Regions from separate parts of the Homo sapiens genome. Here region 2 is linked to region 1. A link is a loop called in an ENCODE intact Hi-C map of the cell type or tissue named here. Cell type or tissue: gastrocnemius medialis. All regions are shown on one strand. Links, peaks and the distances in the headings refer to the core of each region. The heading gives the core; the rest is flanking DNA.

Region 1 (10,792 bases), core at 3,270-5,769:
AAAGTGGTATGTCACTTAAAGACGATACAGTACATTCAAAAATAGATAAGAAAACGGCATAACAAAAACACATATATTATTCCCCCAAATACATTTTTACTTTGTCTACTCACTCAGACAATGCTTTAATTTAATCAAGGGAGACTTATACTCAGTGAAGAAACCTTAGTAAGTAGCTGATCAAATTTACAGATGGAAAAAATGATGACCCACAGGTAAACTGTTTTGCATAAAATCATAGAGCTACCAATAAGTAGCAGAACTAGTAAGGTAATGCAAAACCCATGGGCTTCCGAAGGGGAAAAAAAATCCTAAGATTAAAATTCAGGCTCTACTAATTACTAATTGAATGAGTTGGGTAAGTTACTTAACCACTAAGACTGTTTCCTCAACTTTAAATGAAGGATAATATTTGGCTTAAGTAGTTCGTGAAGATTAAAAGAAACAATGTAGACATGTAGTAAGAACTCATTAAATTCCCTTTTCCTTCTTCCACAGGTCTCAATTCAATATTTTCTCCACTAAGCCAATCTTCTCAAATGCCAGTCAATAAATTGTTACAGGTATGCAGAAAAATGGCGGAGGGGGGAAGGAAAACTGACAATAAAGCTATACTCACTCATTTTTTAAAAAAGGATATATTCAAATTACTCTAAGCTTCTTCCCACTTAAGAGTTTTGGGTCATAAAATGTCCTATCTGTATAAATAAATGTATAAATAAATTCTTTCATAAAAGTAAACAGCACTTTTAATACCCTTACCTGAAAAATTTGGGCACACCTTAAGGCCTCCACCACTTGAGTTTTTAATAACTGGTTTATATATAAGCCTGGGAATCTCTGAACTAACCACATCCTGACAACCACAGCCTACTCTTCTCTCAGAAATCAATTCAAAGAGACCACTCCTGACACTTTAATGTGGAGCTGACCGTGTAACTCCCTTTGCTCCCACTATACCCTATTTGGATTTCCATCCTAGCATAGATGTTATTACATACTGGACTGTAAACTTTTTGAGACTAGAGACCACATGTCACATTGCCAACGTCTTTCTGTAGTACAAGCTACTACAGAGTAGACGGTAGAAACTCCAATGCTCACTGACAGAATTAATGGAGTTAACCTTGGAGAACTGGAGAAAAGACTGAGAAATTGAAGTAAAATGGAAAAAGGATGTCATTCAATATAAATATTTACTAACATCATCCCAGTCTGAAAGGTCAGTGAATTAGCAGGAGATTTCTTAGCAGATTGTTCCCAAAAAAGTAAGAAACTACTATGATTTAATATAAAGAAAATTAAACTAGGAATCCTAACAATGACTTGGGTTTCCATCTGAATCTACCACTAGCTGCTTATGTAACCTTGGCCTAGCTAATCTAGGCCTCTAAGTCCCCAGCTATAAAACAGAAATACCTTGTCTTTACATAACTCAAAGCACTGTTGTCTGGATAACAAAGGTGAAAAACCTTTCCATAAAACTTTTTACAGATGTAAAAAGAAATCCATGGGCAAAGTATTAAATCGGGTATTGTACAGCAATATTTAAAATGGTCTAAGACATACATCTGTCAGCTTTTGAAAATTTATTTTCTCATCCTATTCACCTTTATACCTAAAAAATAAGTAGACTAACATAACTTTGGAATACATTATACTAACTGGCTTAAGCATATAAGTGGTTTACTTGATGCTAGTAAATAAATGGATGCTTCTAAAATACATTCTACTTGAGAAGTTCAATATTGAAAATAGTAACTGACTTCTTGATAATAACTGGGCATTCAGAGCCCAAATTTGTACAGTGAAATAACTATTTTGTACCTTTTTAGTCTGAGCATAAAAACTAGTTCTCATTTTATATAGTTTTATTGTAAACTGTTTGGTTGGATATCCTTGGTCTATACAACCAAAGGATGGCAAAACGTGAGATGATAAATGGATAAAAACAAACAAGGTACTCTTCCTTTAATTCCTTTAAGATTACTGAACCATTACAAAATACTTATTTTCCACTCTAGCTCCCAAAGGACATCCTAAGAGAGATTTCCATTGGCTATCAGTATCAAGAAGAAATCCAGATGTAAAATTCCTATGCATTTTTTTTTCCCTAAATCGCCTCAGTTTCAGTTCAGAAAATTGGACTTTTAATCTTCGTGATAAACGTATACAACAATCTCATTAACTATATCTAATTAATTCAGAATTAGTAATAATTTTGACTTACACCATGTCAAATTGAAAATGCTTTATTAAACTAGTTATGCAAGTGGGAACATTACTGAAAAGACTCTTGGCTCAGATATCTTGTAAAAAAGCAACTGCATTTTCAAAATTTGTTCAAATACTCTCAACCACCAGGAAGAGACAGAAAAAGAGCGACTAACTTCTTGAAAATTTTAAAATAAGGCTGCTTAGCCTTAGTCTGCAAGTAAATTAAATTGTGATTCTTTATTTTGGGAGGTCACAATCATCTGGAAATCGATGAAAGCTACAAACACCCTAGGAAAATGGACACACGCACAAAATTTTCCATATAATTTCAGGTGATCCTAGGCTACCTCTCCACAGTCTAAAGTGGAGAGAAAACCTTGGATTCTGTTAGTCTTCACTTCCACTTTCGATTTTTGAGACCATTTTTTTTTTCTTTCCTGCTATTAAAGAATGGTGTCTGAATGAACGATATTCAAAAGCCAGAGAGGATAAAAACACTATAATACTGCTAAGTAAAAAATTCAGGGATATACCCTCTTGCTTAATGGCTTAACCATTCCTCATGCTTCTCCTAGATGAGTGGTTCTCACCCTCAGCTGCATACTGCACTCAAATGGAGAGCTTTAATCATTTATACCTGATGTCTGGGTGAAATCCTAATTTTAGTGACCTAGACATCAGGACTTCTAATAGTTTTTAGTTTAAGGCTAATAAGCAACCAAGGTTGCAAACCATTGTCCTAGACAGTCCTGGTGTTTCCAACTCATGTGAACTGGGTGTTTCTAAATTTTCAGAATGGAGGGAGGGAGAAGATGGAGTGCTAAGATTTGAAATTCAACGTCACTGCTTTAAATTGCTGGTCTTGAGTGTGGCCTAACAGTGAATACCCTGGGCATCCTCCAATCGCCTGGCTGAGCTATGAAACACCCCTCTTTTCTGTAGACAATGGTTCTGCATAATGCTATGCAATTTCTGAGAATTCCTAAAAGTTGATTTCTATGCTTAAACAGTAGTCATTTGAATGCTTTATTTAGTTGGATCATTTCCACAAGAAACGGGACTGCCTGAGGTTTGCAGATATCCATGACTTTCCCCAACATAAACTGACAAATACGTGGAATGTTAATATTGTTTTAAAATCACTAGCAAAGGGCCCTGAACCATCTCCACAAAAGTGCCTCTTCAGCTTATGCTGCACCAATTATGGGCCCAAAATGGTTCTCACAGTTAAACCAACTTTTCCTGAGGCCCCCTTTATTCGAGCTCATATAAAGAAATCCAAGAGAGAATTGCTGTCTTATAACAAAATCTACATCCAGTAAGTGTTCAGGGCAATAAAAGTTGCAAGGAAAACGATAACGACACATGAAGAGTGAAGGTTCTTCAGTTCTAAACTTGGCTTTTCTCCCAAATCAAACCAGTGAAGAAAGCCGGGGGTAAAAGGAACCGGGTAGCTGGGAGACGCTGCAGTTCCAGCCAGGAAGCCAGCGAGAGGTGCAGAGGATGGGTGGGTGTCTGCACGGAGAGCCCCGAACAGGCCCGGGGGAGTGACGGGGGACGGGAACAACTACTCGGTGCAGATGGGAGTCCACCGCAGGTGGCCGGCCGGGGCACCCAGGGCTTCGAGGAGGTAGGGCCGCTCTCCTTAGAGGCAGCAGCGGGAGTCCCAGCGCGGCGGTGGGGCCGGCCCGAGGGCGGCCAGTGACGCCGGTAGCGCCCCTCCTCAGCCGCCAGGCCCTCGGCAGGGGACGCCGCCCGCCCCGAGAGCACGTCCGAGGCGGCGGCCAGGCCGGCTCTGCGAAGGCCTCGCAGCGGGCGGGCAGGCTGCGGGAGCGGGCGGCGCTGACAGCTGCGCAGGCGGCTACTCGCGCGGCGACGGCACGGGGCTGCGGGCGCGGCGCAGGCCAGGCCGCCCCAAGAACCCAGCCCGCTCCCCATCGCCGCCCGCACCGCCCACAGCGGGAGGCTCAGCGCTCCGTTACCTTGTCGCAGTAGAGCCCCACCAGCTGCTTCATCCGCCAGTGTGGGGCGGTGAAGACGTCCACTTCTTCAGGAAAGGGCGCCATCGCCACTGCCTCAGCCTCCGCCTCAGCAGCCGCGGCCGCCGCCTCTCCATAGACACCCTCGCCGCGGGGCAGAGGCGGCGCGCCCCCTTGCGCATGCGCCCGCCCCGTCGGCGCGCGCGCCCGGTCGGCTTGGCCGGCGGGGACGCGGGGGCGCGCAGGCCGCCGCCATGCGATCCCTGCGGCCCACGTGACCGGGCGCGCGCAGAGGCTCGCGGCTTCTGCCTCCCGCCCCCACTCTTTTCGTTTTTTGTCGTCTTCATAAGCCGCAGAAGGAACCCAAACCTTTTCCCTGTTTCTTTCACTACATGAAAGCACAGTAGCTGAGGGTAGGGGAAAGTCGTTGCAGTGGCGCTCTCGGCGCTTCTCCCGTTGCTGCCCTGCCCACCACGGCCTTGAGGAGAGGCAGCCAAGCACAATGGCCGCGGTCAGGGCCGCGAGCTCTGCTTGTGCCCACGCCCCGACGCCTGCTTGGCCTGGGTGACCAATGCTTCTGGCCAGGACCTCCGGAGCTGCCCTTCGCCTCCCTGCGATTGGCCCGTGCCAGATTTTTCCTGGGGCCGAGCGCAGACCACCCCGGCCGCCACTCAAAGGCCGGGCCTGGCTCCCACCCAGCGGTTGGTGAACCAGAGCTGCGGGCTCTGAGAGCTTCGGTCCCGGGCGGCAGCCCACAGCGGGCGCGGGGCCTGGGTGCGAGGGGCGGGGCAGAGACCGCGAGAGAGAGTTCTCGTGAAATTCGGGAGACTCAACGTGGGGGAAAAACAGTATCTGGGGATCCAGGTGCGGAAATGCACCTCAAGTGCAGGAACGCGGGTCAGGGATAGGCCCGACGGGCCTTGGGGGTGGGGAGAAGGGTGAATAATGGAAGGTTGGTGCGGGAAAGAACCTTGGTACAAATCCCGCCATTTTAAGCGGAGGTTCGGAGAGAAAACAAGGTCACTAACCCAGGAAAATGTCTGCCTCTTTCCCATAAATCGCCTGGCCCTGGCCACAGACCTCCTGGAGACTCTGTTCTCTGCTCACGCCGGTCAGTCTTAGATTGGTTGGCTGGAGTACTGCTGGACAGATAGAGAAATAGGAGAAAACAGGGAAGCCTGAGAACCTTGGGAGGAATTGTTATTTGCTTAATGGCCAGAACCTCCAGGAGGGCAAGAACCAGATATGCTGTGTTCACCCTTGTTCTCTATTATCTATCACAGTTGCAAGACAACATGGGGATCAGTAAATAGTCAACAAATAATGGAGTAGAAGAAGGTGAGAAAGAACTTTGCAGTGGAATGCACCCTATTTAGTTCTAATCTTATATTACTATATGCTATTATAGACAGTGTGAACAGTGGTTAAACCACAGACTCTGGAAGTTAAGATTCCTGGTTTTGCCAGACACTAGCTATACAACCGTTAACAAGCTATATGACTTCTTTATGCCTCAGTTTGCTCTGACATGAAATGAAGCTAATAATACCTACCTCAGAATCTTTATGAGGATTTATATATTTGAAGCACTTATAACAGTACCGTCTGTAAGCTAGTAATACTTTTTTAAAGCAACTCTATGAGGTAGTGCTGCAGGAAATTAAGTCTTCAAGACATTCTAGTAGTTGCCTAGGGTCCCACAAATTAGTAAGTCAAAAATCTGTCATATAAATCTGGATCTGACAGTACCCCCAGAGTCATTGCATTAGTTGGGATACAGAGATGGCTTATTCACAGTCTGTCTTAAGAAGCAGGAATAAGGCTTAAGAAATAGAATAATAATAAAATATTTGATAAAGATTAATTTCTCTCTTCCTCCTTCTCCCTTTCACCCCGTTTCTCGTTCTTTTGCCAGGACTTTGCCTCTATATTTTTTAATAACCTCCAGAGAGCATTTTCTTATTTACCCTCTATTTCTTTACCTCATACTAATCTTTCACTCCAGCTATCTTGGAATGCAGAATCAGACCTCAGGTGAACCAGTTATATAGAGAAATGAGCTCCATGAGAACATGCACTTTGTTTTATCCTCAGCACTTAGAATGATGTCTGTCATAAAGTGAGTATTCAGTAAATATGTTGGAAAAAAGAATGAGGGTAGTTCATAGCACTGTGTAATTTCCTCATTTTTACTAATGTTTAATATGCTATGTTGTCTTGTCCAATCAACTGTTTGTGTCTGTGCTGTTCACTAGTGTATCCATCTGTAGAACCAGACACATTAAAAAGGTATTTGGCAACAACAACAAAAAAAGTCCATCCACACAGTTTCACTGTAACCCAGATTTGAAGCTCTATAATCAGCTGAAAAGTAGTAACAGCCACTTTGGACACTGGCCATTTCAAGGAATTTGTTTTAGATGACAAAATGAAAGAAAGTGATTTTAAAAATAATCCCTGTGAGTAATTTTTCCCATGGAAAGCTATTAACATTAGCTCCATATGCTGAATTATGTAGCAATTAATCACCTGATATATCCAAAATAAATGACTGACTTTACTGAACTTTAGCTCTAAAGAGGTCATTGATCAGTGTAGTATCATTACCATAGGTTACTGCAACTACAGCAGATTTGGGAGGGTTATTAAGACCAAGGTTGTCACTTTACCTCTCTGTGAGACCTTTTTGGATGTATGACAGCAGATAATTCCAACAGACCATCTAGCAATTGACCACCACAAGAAGTCTGAATAAGGCATGTGAACAGAGCAGTGAAAACCCACATTGTAGAATAACTGGTAGAATTGGTCGTTTCTCTTACCTACTCTCATTCTCTCTCTGGCAACCTAAAAATATAACTTATTCTGTTATCAATAGGCCTCTTCTATAGTAGTTTCCAAGCCTAATTTTGAGAACCCTGGAAAGGGTTATTGGCCAGGGAGGGTCAATTCTAAGGCATTTCACTCCGTTTGAGTATGTGACACAGCACTTTCCCTAATAGGGGATTAGTTGTGAAAACAAGCAATGAAAGAATGTTTACGTTTTGACCCAGTTGGAATCATAGTCCTCACTCAGTACCAGAGTTGATCCTTACTGTCCATCAAAATAGTCAATCAACAACTGCTGCAGCAGGCTGATTTAGGAATTGCTGTGGTTTGAATGTTTGTCCTTTCTAAAACTCATGCTGAAACTTAATCCCCAATAAGGCAGTATTAAGAAGTGGGGCCTTTAAGAGGTGATTGGGTCATGAAAGTTCTGCCCTCATGAATGGCTTAATTCATTCATGGATTAAAGGATTCATGGGTTATCATAGGAGTGGGACTGGTGGCTTTACAAGAGGAAGAAAGACCTGTGCCAGCATGCTGAGTCCCTCGCCATGTGATGTCCTGCACTGCCTTGGGACTCTGCAGAGTCGCCACCAGAAAAAAGGCCCTCATCAGATGCAGCCCCTTGACCATAGACTTCTCAGCCCCACACTGTAAGAAATAAATTCTTTTTCTTTATAAATTACCCAGTTTCAGGTATTCTGTTATAAGCAATAGAAAACAGACTAAGACAGGCACATACAGGATGATGTCTTAATCTACTTTCTCGATAGCCACAGAGGGCTTTCTGGTAGAAGTGGCCCTTAAGTTCAGCATTAAATATTAAGAAAAATTATCCATCTGGGACTCCAGAGACTTAATTTTTTCATATTCAGCGTTAAACTGGACACCCAATATGCAGCAGGAGCTTGAGATATAAAGTTGAATAAATCCTGATTACTGTTCTTGGAATTTCCCAGCTTTTAAACTCAGTTTCATACTATCCACCCCATCCTTAATCAGCTGCAGTGATCAATGTTTCTTCCTCATTAATTTCAGTCCCTCCTGTGCTTTAACTAAATAATATATTTAATGACAAAAAATCAGAAGAATGTCATAAATGGAAGGGTACCCAGTAAAATAATTAATTTCTTAGCAGTTTTAAGTACCTGACATTATGTAATAATGTTTATCTACATTCCCTGAACAAGTAGTAGGCATACATAGTAGGCATAAAATATTTCTTGCTGCATGAATGAGAATTTGAAAAGTTTTTACAAACCAAAATACTCCTGTTATTCAGTAATATACATATATGGTTTTTAAGAAAAACTAATCCAAACAAGCTATATTTAAAGTCCTAATTTCAACAATTGTTACCCTCCTTTAAAGGGTTCTCATTTTGACCTCATAAGCAAAAATTGATTCCTAAACTGGGTACTGGGTAAGATTCAGTTCTGGGAATCTCTTTACTCAGATTTCTAATTCCTTCTACCAGGAGAATGTGAGCTGCACCGCAAACTACGTTAACTGTCCAAATATAGAGTAGTCCCATTCCTTAGATCTCCTTTTGAAGAGAAGTTTAGATAATACTAAAATCATAGTCTCTTTCATTTTAAATCTGGAGATATAATGTGTATAGTGGTCCATAAAGTTTCCTTGCAAAATTTTCAGACAGAGAAGAGCCTTCCATTTCCCAAATATACCTTTATGTCACCTACCTTGCGTCATTTACCTCTTAGTAAATATTGCCAAGTGAACACCAAAATCTTGATTTTCAACCAGAGGCTCTATTATGGGCTGACTTGTAGGGAGAAAGAATGGTTCCATGTGTATGGCCTGAGGGAAAGGTGGCTACTCTCAGGGACAACTTGACTCAGCTGTTTGCACCATGTAGTGAGAAAGTATCACAAGTTTCTGGAATGGAAAGAAATGATAAGTTCCTGTAAAGTGTCAGAGTTACATTCATTGTAGTGATGAAATCTGGCAGGCAGTTGCTTAATCCCTGCCTACAGAGAGGGGAAAAAAAAGTATTAGGAAAGTATCAGTTCTGTTTCCTTCCTCCCTACCCCTGACATTTTTTTTTTTTTTTAAAGAGGGTTTCACTCTGTCACCCAGGCTGGAGTGCAGTGGCACAAACATAGCTTACTGCAGCCTCAAACTCCTAGGCTCAAATGATCCTCCTTTCTCAGCTGCAGAATAGCTAAGACTACAGGCCCGTGCCACCACACCAGGCTAATTTTTTATTTTTATTTTTTGTAGAGGTGCAGTCTCATGATGTTGCCTAGGCTGATCTTGAACTCCTAGCTTCAAGCAATCCTCCCACATGGCCTCCCAAAGCACTGGGATTACAGGCATGAGCCGCCGCACCCAGCCCCGACATTGTTTTAAAAACTCAAAACAGAGTACCAAAAAATCCCCAATTACACAAGACACCTCCTAAAAAATTTAAATGCTGAGAGCTACCTAGAAATAGAGATGTCATGTATACATCTTATTTGTGTTCACTGACCAATAGCCTGGCTAATACACGAAACATTGATTTGAATTCTAATCCCACTTCTCACTACCTACCTACCCACAAGATCTAGGGCAAATCACTTGGCCATTCTGGAGCCTTCATTTCCTCGACTGTAAAGACTTGGTCTGGGACACTTTTGAGTGATAAAAGGTGCTAGATTATTAATACATATTAATTAATCTACAACATGTGTAAAAAGGACTCTCCCAGGCTGACTTGTTAAGGGAAATCTGTCACCAGTCATCCAGATAAGTCAGTCTAGAGTTAGGTGGCCCAGCACGGTGGCTCACGCCTGTAATCCCAACACTGGGAGGCCGAGGTGGGCGGATCACTTCAGGTCAGGAGTTTGAAACCAACCTGGGCAACATGGCGAAACTCCATCTCTACTAAAAATACAAAAATTAGCCGGGCATGGTGGCACACGCCTGTAGTACCAGCTACTGGAAAGGCTGAGGCAGGAGAATCACTTAAACCTGAGAGAAGGAGGTTGCAGTGAGCCTAGTTTGAGCCACTGCACTCCAGCCTGGGTGACAGAGCAAGGCTCCATTTCAAAAAAAAAAAAAAGTTAGGTAACCTTTAACGAATCATTATTTTATTTGTGTAACCAATTTAACTGTGATTAGTTCCATTCACTTTCCCTAAAATGTCTCTACCAAGGTGATTCTTTGGACTACTATAGGTGTTTCCCCTGTGTGCAAGGTTGTAACAAAACTTTGGCATGTGCTTGTAATTGCACTGTTTTAAAAGTGTTCTTTTACAGTGAAGAGACAGTAAAGCAAAATGGGTTGGAGTGTGGAACCAGTATTCTCATCTGTAAAGGGATAGTGAGTCTCCAGAGTATCCTGAGAACTAAGTGTTTTATGGAATTTAGCAGAGCCTGGCATGGGAAGCACTAAATGTTAGCTATTTTACCTGTAAAATGAGCAGATTGGTCATGATGTTCTCTTTGGTCTCTGCCAATTTTCAGTGTTTGGGAACCTTAGGAATAGTATTTCAAAGCTGTTTCTTTAGGTTAATTCTACAAATTAACTGGAGAAGGGACTTGTCACATTTAGTTGTAAGTGACAGAAAATAGAAAATAACAGTGCCTTAAGCAAGATGGGGTCTTTTTTTTCTCTTTTTCTCATGTATTAGTTATCTGTTGTTGCTTAAGATTAACCCAAAACTTGAATGGCTTAAGCACCCTTTAAAACTTAAATGGCTTTATTATTTCAGTTTTTAAGGATCAGGAATTACAGAGTGGCTTATGGGGTGGTTCTAGATCAGGTTT
Region 2 (10,792 bases), core at 3,630-6,129, 150 kb after region 1:
GAATACAGTAAAAGCAGTACTAGGAGGAAAGTTCATAGTAATGATTGCCTACGTCAAAAAAGTAGAAAGATTTAAAACAACTTAACAGTGAACCTCAGGAAACTATAAAAGCAAAACAACAACAACAAAACCCCCAAACTCCAAATTAGTAGAAGGAAGTAAATAATAAAGATCAGAACAGAAATAAATGAAATAGGTTGGAAAAGTAATACAAAAGATCAACAAAATGAAAAGTTGTTTTTTAAAAAAAATTGACTAAGCATTACCTAGACTAACTAAGAAAAAAGAGGGAAGAACCAAATAAATGAAAAAGGAGATGTTACAATTGATACCACAAAAATATAAAGGATCGTAAGAGACTATTATGAACACCAATAAATTGGAAAGCCCAGAGGAGATGGATAAATTTCTGGGCACCTACAACCTACCAAGATTGAACCAGGATGAGATACAAAATCCGAATAGACCAATAACAATTATTGAGGAACCTCAATAATAATTTTTATTAAACAACAATAAAAAGTTTCCCAATTAAAAAAAAAAGCTCAGGACTGGATGGCTTTACTGCTGGATTCTACCAAACTTTGAAAAATAACTACCAATTCTTCTCAAACTATTCCAAAAAATTGAAGGGAAGAGAATTCTTCCAAACTCATTCTATAAGGCCAGAATTAACCTGATACAAAACCAGACAAGGATACAACAACAAAAAAAGAATTTTGCAGGCCAGTATCCCTGATGAACATAAATGGAAAGTTCCTCAACAAAATACTAGCAAACTGAATCCAACAGCACATTAATAAGTTTATTTACTAAAACCAGGTGGGATTCATTCCAGGGATGCAAGAGTGGTTCAACATATGCAAATCAACAAACATAATACATCCCATCAACGGAATGAAGGACAAAAATCATATGATCACCACAATAGATGCAGAAAAACAGTTGATAAAATTCAACATCCCTCCATGATAAAAACTCTCAAACAATTAGGTTTAGAAGAAGGAACACACTTCATCTTAATAAAGGCCATATATGACAAATCCACAGCTAATATTGTACCAAACAGGGAAATGTTGGAAGTTTTTTCTCTAAAAACTGGAACAAGATAAGGATGCTTACCCTCACTACTCTGATTCCACATAGTACTGGAAGTTCTAGCCAGAGCAATTAGGCAACAGAAAGAAATAAAAGACATCCAAATTTGGAAGGAATAAGTCAAATTGACCATGTTTGCAGATGACATCCTCTTACCTACAGAAAAATCTAAAGACTCCACCAAAAAACTCTTAGAATTGATATACAAATTCAGTAAAGTTGTGAGATACAAAATCAACATACAAAAATCAGTAGCATTTCTATACACCAATAATAAACTATCTGTAAAAGGAACCCCACTTACAATAGCTACCCCCCAAAAAAAACCTCCACCTAGGAGTAAATTTAACCAAAGAGGTGAAAGATCTCTAGAATAAAGACTACAGAACACTAATAAAAGAAATTGAAGAGGACATAAAAAATTGGATAGATATCCCATGTTCATGGATTGGAAAAATTAATATTGTTAAGATTCCATACTACCCAAAGGAATCTACAGATTCAGTGCAATCTCTATCGAATTTTCAATGGCATTTTTCACAGAAATGGAAAAAAAGATTCTTAAATTTGTTAGGAACCATAAAAGACCCCAAATAGCCAAAGCAATTGTTTGTTTTATTTTATTTTATTTTATTTTATTTTATTTTATTTTATTTTATTTTATTTTATTTTATTTCACTTCATTTCATTTTATTTTTGAGACAGTCTCCCTCTGTCACACAGGTTGGAGTGCAGTTGCATGATCTCAGCTCACTGCAATCTCTCCCTCCTGGGTTCAAGCAATTCTCCTGCTTCAGCCACCTCAGTAGCTAGAATTACAGACATGCACTACCATGCCCTATTTTTAGTAGAGATAGGGTTTCACCATGTTGGCCAGGCTGGTCTCAAACTCCTGACCTCAAGTGATCCACCTGCCTCAGCCTCCCAAAGTGCTGGTATTACAGGCATGAGCCTCTGCTCCTAGCCAAGCCAAAGCAATTCTGAGCAAAAAGAACTGGAGGGATCACACTACTTTACTTTAAAATATAATACTATAGTAAAACAGCATTGTATTGGCATTAAAGCAACACATAAATCAATGGAACAGAATAGAGAACCCAGAAATAAATTCACATATTTATGGCCTATTGATTTTCTGCAACAGCACTAAGAACATAAACTGAAGAAAGGACACCTTTTTCAATAAATATTGCTGGGGAAACTGGATATTCATATGCAGAAGAATGAAACTAGAGCCCCATCTATCATAATATAAAAAAGTAACTCAAAACGAATCAAAGACTTAAGTGTAAGACCCCAAATTATGAAACTACTAAGAGAAAACATAAGGAAAATGTTCTGAGCAAAGATTTTATGGATAAGACCTCCAAAACACAGTCAACAAAGGCAAAAATAGACTAATGGGATTACATCAAACTAAACATTTCTGTGCAGCAAAGTAAACAATCAACAGAGTCATGTGACAAACTACAGAATGGGATAAAATATTTGCAAACGGTTTCTCTGACAAGGAATTAATATCTAGAATATACAAGGAACTTAACAGCAAAAAGCCAAATAATCTGATTTTTAAAATCGGCAATTGATCTGAACAGACGTTTCTCAAAAGAAGACATAAAATGGCCACTAAGTATTTGAAACAGTGCTCTATGTGACTAATGATTAGGGAAATGCAAATCAAAATCACAGTGAGATATTATCTCACGCCAGCTAGAATGGCTATCATCAAAAAGAAGAAAAAATAACAAAGCTAGCAAGAATGCAGATAAAAGGAAACTTAAAACATTTCAGCTTTTACTTTAGATTCAGGGGTTACATGTGCAGGTGTATTGCATGATGTTGAGGTTTCAGAATATGATTGAACCCATCTCCCAGGTGGTGAGCATAGTACCCAATATGTGGTTTTGCAACCCTTCCTTCCTCCTTCCCTCCCTCCTCTTATACTCCCCAGTGCCTAGCATTCCTATTTTTATGTCCATGCGTACCCAATGTTTAGCTCCCACTTATAAGTGAGAAATGTAGTATTTGGTTTTCTGTTTCTGCGTTAACTTGTTTAGGATAATGGCCTCCAGCTGCATTCATGTTGCTGCAAAATACATGATTTCATTCTTCTTTTTGTGGCTGCATGGTATTCCATGGTGTATACATACCACCACATTTTCTTTATCCAATCTGCCATTATTGGGCATCTAGGTTGATTCCATGTCTTTGCTACTGTGAATAGTGCTGTAATGAACATATAAGTGCATGTCTTTTTTTTGGTAGAACAATTTATTTTCCTGTGGGCCATATACCCAGTAGTGGGATTTCTGGGTTGAATGGTAATTCAGTTTTTATTAATAGTTCTTTAAGAAATCTCCAAAGTGATATTCACAGCGGTTGAACTAATTTACATTCCCACCAACAGTGTATAAGCGACAAAGAAAATTCTCACACATTGTTGGTAGGAATGTAAATTAGTACAGCTATTATGGAAAGCAGTGTGGAAGTTCCTTAACAGGCTAAAAATAGAACTACCATATGATCCAGTAATCTCGCTACTGGACCTATATCCAAAGAAAATAAAATCATATGTCGAAGAGATACCTGCACTCCCATCTTTACTGTAGTTTCATTTATAATAATGAAGATATGGAATCCACCGAAGTGTCTATCAACAGATGAAGAGATAAAGAAAATGTGGGATATATAGACAATGGAATGCAGCCATAAAAGAGAATGAAATCCTATCATTGGTGGCAACATGGATGAGCCTGGAGGACATTATGTTAAGTGATATAAGCCAGGCACAGAAAGACAAGTTTCATATATTCTCACTTACATGTGGGAGCTAAAAAAGTTGATCTCAGAGAAGTAGAGAGTAGAATAGTGGTTACTAGAAGCTGAGAAGGGTAGGGAGACAGAGATTGATCAATGAATACAAAATTATATATATGGATAGAGGAAATAAGTTTTAGTTTTAGTGTTCTATAGCATTGTAGGGTGACTATAGTGAACAATAACTTATTGTATATTTTCAAGTACTGAGAGGAGAAAATTTTGTACATTACCAGCACAAAGAAATGATAAACCTTTGAGATAATGGATATGCCAATTACACAGATTCGATCATTATGCATTGTATGCACGTATTGAAATGTCACTTCACCCCATAAATATGTGCAATTACATGTCATTTAAAAGTGATAAGAAAAATTAGTTTTTTTGATCTTATTATTGACTCGTAGGAAGCTTATATATTCTGAAAAGAAGTCCATTTTCAGATGTGTACTAAAAATATTTTCTTTCATTTTATGACTTACCTTTCCATTTTCTTTAATGGAAACTTTTAAAAACTTTTAAAAAACAAAGTTTTAAAAAAATCTAGTTAAGGTCCAGTTTGTTAACTTTTTTCTAATATGGCTTGTGACGCTTATTCCTTCTGCCTAGAATGTTCCTGGGATGTTTGTGGAGCTAAGTCCTCGCTTCCTTCAATTCTTTACTCAAATATGTCCACCCTATTTAATGTCAACTGTCCACCGTATTTAATGCCACCCTATTTAATATCACTAACACCTCCTCCCCCCTCACTCTTGACATTCATTCTAGTCTATTTTACATTTTTTTCTCATAGAACTCATAAATTTCTAGCATGCTTTATAACTTACATATTCATTATGTTTATTGTTTATTGTCCGTCTTTGTTCCAGTAAAATGTAAACTCCTAGAAGAACAGAGACCTGTGTTTTGTTCACTGATGTACCCTAAGTGCTCACAAGTGTTTCTAGCACCTAGTATTTGCTCAATAAATATTTGCTAGGTTGATGAATTAATGATTTCTAAGCTTTCCTTCAGCCTGAAGAGTTTTCTGATTGTAAGATTCTACTTAGATAATCCTAATTGTCTCAGTGACTCTCACCAGTCACTCACTTCTCCCACAAGGTGGCAGTCTTTACCTTCAACACAGGTTCTGGTAGCCTCAAATTTGAGAATTAATAGCTGAGTTAACCTGCTTGTTTTCTTTGAGCCCAGACAGCCTGCCCTATGGGAACTGACAGCTGTAAAATTTAAAGGACGAGTGTAATTACCCTGCAAGATCTGAGTGCTTTTAGGCAAGAGGATTTAGGGGGTGAGAGTTTTCCTGGAGAGGGACACATTATGAAGGTGATATTGCTTAATTGATGGGGACTTTGAAACATAGTTGCTCTTTGTGAGAATGGTATAGGTTTAGAGAGAGGTGCTAGCACAGAGCTGTGACACCTGAAGTAGGCTGACCGCAGACAAATTGGATTTAACCACCAAATATATCTGTGTTTTCATGTCTTCCTGCCCCGTGCCCTCTTATCTGACTCACTTTACCCCAGCACTGGGGAATAACTGTGCCCTATTCTGGTCCTGACCCTTTTGTACCATCTAGGGAAATGAGAACTCCTCTTGGGGTCTCAGATCCTCATTTCTGTTAGAACCAATCCTATTCTGTGGGTAGGGCCATGGTTGTAAATTTCCTGTGGGAGGCAGCATTGCTTTGCAAAAAGAACACAGTTTGGCATGTGAGGCAGCTCTGCCACTTGGACAAGGTGATAACGCTTTAGTCTCTTTATTTCTAAAACAGGGAAGATGCTAATACCCCGCCCATGGACTAGTATGAGATTTAAATGGCAGGTACTTGGCACAGTGGCAGGTGGTGAATGCTCTTTGGTGATCATGACTATCCCTTTCTCCTGGTAGTGCTGCCTCCTCCCTCTGAGCACCTGGAGTCAATCCACCTTGGGTAGGTCAGAGAAGGCAGAAGAAAGTGGTGGGAGGTGAACTCGACGGAATGATGTACAGGGCGATAGGGTGAGTGAGAGGTCTGGGATCTATTGGCAGGAGCAGAATGGTAGGAAAGGGAAAACATGCCATTGACCTTGAATCTTGACATTTGTGCCCATCCTATGCTGTGTTGAGCCTCAGGTCACCGTTTGCGGAGGTGAGCAGAAAACTGCTAACAGATCGAGGCTTCTCCAGCCTTCTAGGTAAACTTTCATCAGTGGGTTAGTTGTCTTGTTCAGAAGCTGATCACGGAGCTTTGGCCAAGCATAAACACTGATTATGGCAGTCCAATTGTCATAATCCCTTTGATTCTTTAATATCACCTTCAAGATTGTTTGTTATTGTCAATGCCCCCACAACCTAAGACCACCAGGAACACACTGTAATTGAAAAAGGTGGGTTTGTTGCTCTCTGCAAGAAGGGAGGACACTCAGCGTAGAGACTCATGAGGGTGGGGCAGGTTTTATCCGATGACGTTAGAAAGGACTTACTGAGGATTTGGGCTTGTTTTAGGAGATTTGGGGGAAAGGTTCAAGGAGACTGGCTTTTCCTGGATGCTGCCAGGAAGTAGTGGGATGGTAGTAAGTCTGTGGTAGGATGTTTAAATAAATTTCCTCTACTGGGCTGGAAGAATGAGAAGGCTGAAGCTGTAATAAGTAAAGAAGTGGCAGTCACTCCTATCAGCTATGATAAAAGGATGTTTGGCTATTACTTTATGGTTTGGATGCTATTTTTGCTTGTGTTCACATCATGGTCTATCATGGTGATAGGCCACGTACACAGTGGCCTTGTCTGATGCTGGTGTCCCATGGAGTTGATTATGCTCAGCTGAAGGACACTAAGGCCCAACTGTGGGGGCCAGGCCAGCTCCTGAGTGTCAGGGGGGGCTGCACTGCTTTGTCATTATCAACATCTCCACATACAATACAGCCTGTGCATGTGAGGTCCCAGAAGGAAGGAGCTAAAGCAGCTAGACTGGGATCACTTTACTCAATTTGAGGAGAGGAGTGCTCTTGAGGGAACCAGAGGAAGGCAGATGAGCTGGTCTGATCTCCTTTTCTATTGGAGCTCTATGCAGATAGACTGAAAATATTTGCTAAAACAAAGAGCTCCATCTCTAGAATACCCTTAGCAGGATGTCCTTGATTAAAGGATTATTTCTGAAAACTAAATCCAGAATCCGTGAGGCATGATTCCCTGGAAGATCATGTAAGCTGTACAATTCTCTATGGAATAAATTGGAGACTTCATCCCTTAGATCCCTTTGACTGTGTGAGGAACCCCACGAAACCTCACTTAGTGACTTTATTCATTCTTCTGGGCCTGAAAGCATATGTCTCATGCAGGAAGGAAGGCAGGACCAGTGGGGCTTTGCAGGTTGTGCCATTCTCTCCTTGCTTTGCTTGAGACTCTTTATTACCTGTCTCCCTGACATTATTTGTAGTGTGATTCTGGGTGTGTTCTGTGATTCTTGTGACTAGGTATCCAATTTTGCTTAAGGATGCAAGGAAGTGTTTGGGGAGAAAGCTCTATTGGAAGAGGTCTGTAGTCCTAGCCTCCCTCCCCACCCCACATTTCACATCATTAGACCTCAGCACATGGGTCTGGGGCACCAACACTGTCTTACCTGTTACACAGTGTGGTCTTTATCTGGATGAGGGATGCGAAAGGATACATTGTGACCAAGAGACCTGGGAGAGGCACAAAAATAACAGGTGACCACCAAGGGTGCTTGGACCTGAGATGTTTCCATTTCCTAAGACCCTCCAAGATTCTCCAACATTTGGTATAGTTGCCCAGGCAATTTAACAAGAAAATCAAATTTTTGTTATGACCCCCATTGTAATTTATGCTTATCGCAGAAAAATTGAGACTATAAGAAGGAGAATAGAAGGTCACAAAACCACTCTATACTAGTCCAGGGATAGCTATTCTTACAACATGGATTGATCAGTGTGGGGTGATTTCTCCTAGTGTTTTTTGGACAGAGAAGCATTGAAGATGCCCTGGTTTTAAGGTCTTAGGATGAAGGAATTATAGTTGAACAGTTCAAAATGATGTTATGAATTACTTTCAGATTTGTTTGCTTGATTGCATTAGCCTTGCCTGGCCCTACGGTAACTATTTGGTTCCATCATGGTGGCTGAGTAGGTGGCTCTGGAAAAAGAGCTATTCAAGAAAAGCTTTTCTTTCTCTAAAAATATTGTAGGGGGCTCGCCCTCTGTTCTTGGAAGCAACGTTTGGGATGGCCTCTTGGGAGGCTGTCTGGTGAAGTGTCTAGGGGTATGTGGTCTGGACTTGGACAGGACAAGATGCAAATTCTGGCTGGGATATTCTAGTTGTGGAGTGTTGGGCAAGTTACTTGGTCTTCTGAGTTTATAGGTAAACTGGAGATAATAGGTATGTGTGAATGAGGATCCAATGAGATGCCTGTAAAACACTTAGCCAGATGGCTGCGTGAAGAAAGCACTTGGTAAATGCTAATTGTTGTGGTTGTTATAATTAGTACAATGATTAGTCATTGCTGATTGTTGGCTAACTGGCGGTAAGAAATGAAAGTAAAGTAAGGCAGTAGCAGCTGAGGGAGGTGGTGGAGGGAATCAGGAGACACTTGGAGGTTCTGGTTCTGCCTGAGTTTAAGTGCTGGGGAAAACTAGTTGAATAACTGCTGGTCTAACATTTAACAGCTGTGTGACCTCGGGCTAGTCACATTTCCTTTATAAACTTCCTTTTTCTCATTTGCGAAATGAAGGGGTTTCGTTAGGTTACTTCTCATCACCCCTGGTTGACCATTAGAATCGTTTGGGAGACCTTTTTAGAAATTCTTGGTTCTGGGGTCTTCCATTTTCCCCATTCTCACTTGGTGGGTCTGAAAGCAGGCACTGCAGCTTTTCCAAAGCTCTTCAGGTGACCTTGAAGTGTGGCCAGGGCTGAGAACCTCTGACTTCCAACAGCACTTCTGGTTTAGGAAGGAGCAAATCACCGGCACAGAATGAGCTCTCAGGAACGGCTGCTGAGCTAGTAATTGCCGTGACACTGTCTCCCTGTCCCAACTGCAGGCACCCCTAGACGTCTCCTGATGAAGACTTCCAATTTTGGAACAGAAGAATCTTTGAAAAAAATATTATTGAACTTCCAGAAATGATTCATTCCTTCTCTGCTCCTTCTTTAGTTGGAAAGATCTGCCCCCATCCCTGTCTACTGCAGTCCCAATCCCTTTTTATTTCAACATATATATCCAAACCAACAAAAAAATTGACTCGCACAACCAAGGTGAGGTGTTTGGCTTTAAGGATAAAATAAATAGTTTCATAAAACCTGCCCCCAGATTTCTCATTGCCTCTACTCATTTTCTCTAATTTGTAGGGCACACTGAAAGCTCGGATTCATAAGATGTAGAAAGGGCAGAGAGTTAAGTTACAAACTCTTCCTAGGTCTGTTTCAACTCTAACGTTCTATAGCTCTGCTCCGTCTAAACAAGGAATTCTGTTAAATTTGTAACCTGGACTTTCTTGAATACTGAGGTAATGTTTCTTGAAGTAGGATATATATACCCAAGAAGAATAAAAATAATTCTGGAGGTGTCTTAATTCTCTGTGGGACTCAATAAAAGTTTTGGTGATTATATATAAACACACTTATGAAAGCATCTGGTACATGTAGGTGCTCAGTGCACATGAATTTCTCTTTCCTGCCAGATCTTTTGTAGTGGAAAATTATCTTATTCTTCCATCTTTGTCTGCAAAGATGCTGCTAAGGAAAGATGTAGAAGAGTTTTACAAGGGAGTTGGAGTATGGGAACAGGAAGTTCCCAAGAAGGCCACTGCATTAATAGAATTGAAACAAGATCCCCTAAAGGAAAATCGCTGCCAAATCTCTTTTCTCTAAACTATCCAAAATGGTGCCCCATAAATTTTCATTGACATTGAAGTACATAATGTAATAAGCTTTTTTTTCCTTAAATATATAATGTACGGAGAAAACCAGGTTGATAATGGTTTCCTGGCATAGCTTTCAAAGGCAAGTGTGGATGAAGTGGAAATATGGTGCACAGATATTGGAAAGAAACCGCTGTTGAACTCTTCACATTTTCATGTATAACCCAATGATTCTCAAACCTAAACTTGCATCAGAATTGCCTGGAGGGCTTATTAAAACATGATTGTTGGATGCCACCCTTGCATTAATTAATTACACCTGCAACTGTTCTATTTTTAAATGGTCACATTTTAAGGTACTGGGCTGAGGACTTCATTATGTGAGTTTCAAATGGGACATAATTCAACCCCTAGCCCAATCCTAGTGAGTGGTGAGTGGTATCTCTTCGTTTTGATTTCTACTTCCCTAGTGACTAATGATGTTGAGCATTTTTATGTGTGTTTATTAGCCATTTTTATATCTCTTATGAAAAAATGTGTATAAAATTATTGGCCCATTTGTTAATTGGGTTATCCATTTATTATTGAATTATAAGAGCTCTTTACTACTCTGGATGCAAGTCCTGAAACAGAAATAATATTTACAAATATTTTAATCCATTCTGTGAATTTTATTTTCACTTTCTTGATGGCGTCCTTTGAAGAACGTAGGATTTTAATTTTGATAAAGTGTAATTTATGTATTTTTTCTTTTGTTGCTGTGCTTTTGGTATCATATTTAAGAAATAATTGCCTAATCCAAGGTTATGACAATTTTTTATTCTATGTTTGCCTCTAAGAATTTTCTAATTTTACCTTTTATATTTAGGTCTTTCATTCATTTTGAGTCAATTTTTGTATATGGTGTAAAGTATGGGTCCTAATTTATTCTTTTGCATGTGGATATCTTGTTGTCCCTGCACCATTTGTTGAAAAGTGTTGTTTTTTTTTTCCCATTGAATGGCCTTGGCACTCTTGTCTAAAAT

What was found. Hi-C counts contacts between places; a loop is a spot of excess contacts. Peaks named below come from ENCODE experiments on the same cell type or tissue, not always from the same donor. Only the 100,000 strongest peaks of a DNase experiment are listed, where the experiment ranks them.
Region 2: it touches region 1 in a loop (3-fold over the local background); 3 of 110 quality-filtered maps call a loop at or near these places.

What each region holds. Positions count from the first base shown.
Region 1 is chr4:15,651,005-15,661,796 of GRCh38, forward strand. FBXL5 (F-box and leucine rich repeat protein 5) reads right to left here and starts at 4,353. Exons shown (of 11, transcript NM_012161.4): 1 at 4,200-4,353. The coding sequence starts at 4,283. It also overlaps a transcript of FAM200B not described here. RefSeq lists silencers at 3,788-4,007, 4,038-4,107, 4,246-4,423, 4,348-4,457 and an enhancer at 4,758-4,877. In gastrocnemius medialis, for the core only: no CTCF peak of the experiment used is centred there; DNase peaks (open chromatin) are centred at 3,737, 4,407 and 5,187; H3K4me3 peaks cover 2,351 bases; H3K27ac peaks cover 2,323 bases.
Region 2 is chr4:15,800,781-15,811,572 of GRCh38, forward strand. All of the region lies in intron 1 of CD38 (CD38 molecule), which reads left to right. Among named protein-coding and RNA genes, the nearest start is that of CD38, 28 kb to the left of the region's middle. In gastrocnemius medialis, for the core only: a CTCF peak has its summit at 5,004 (motif pointing right); no DNase peak of the experiment used is centred there; H3K4me3 peaks cover 461 bases; H3K27ac peaks cover 1,966 bases.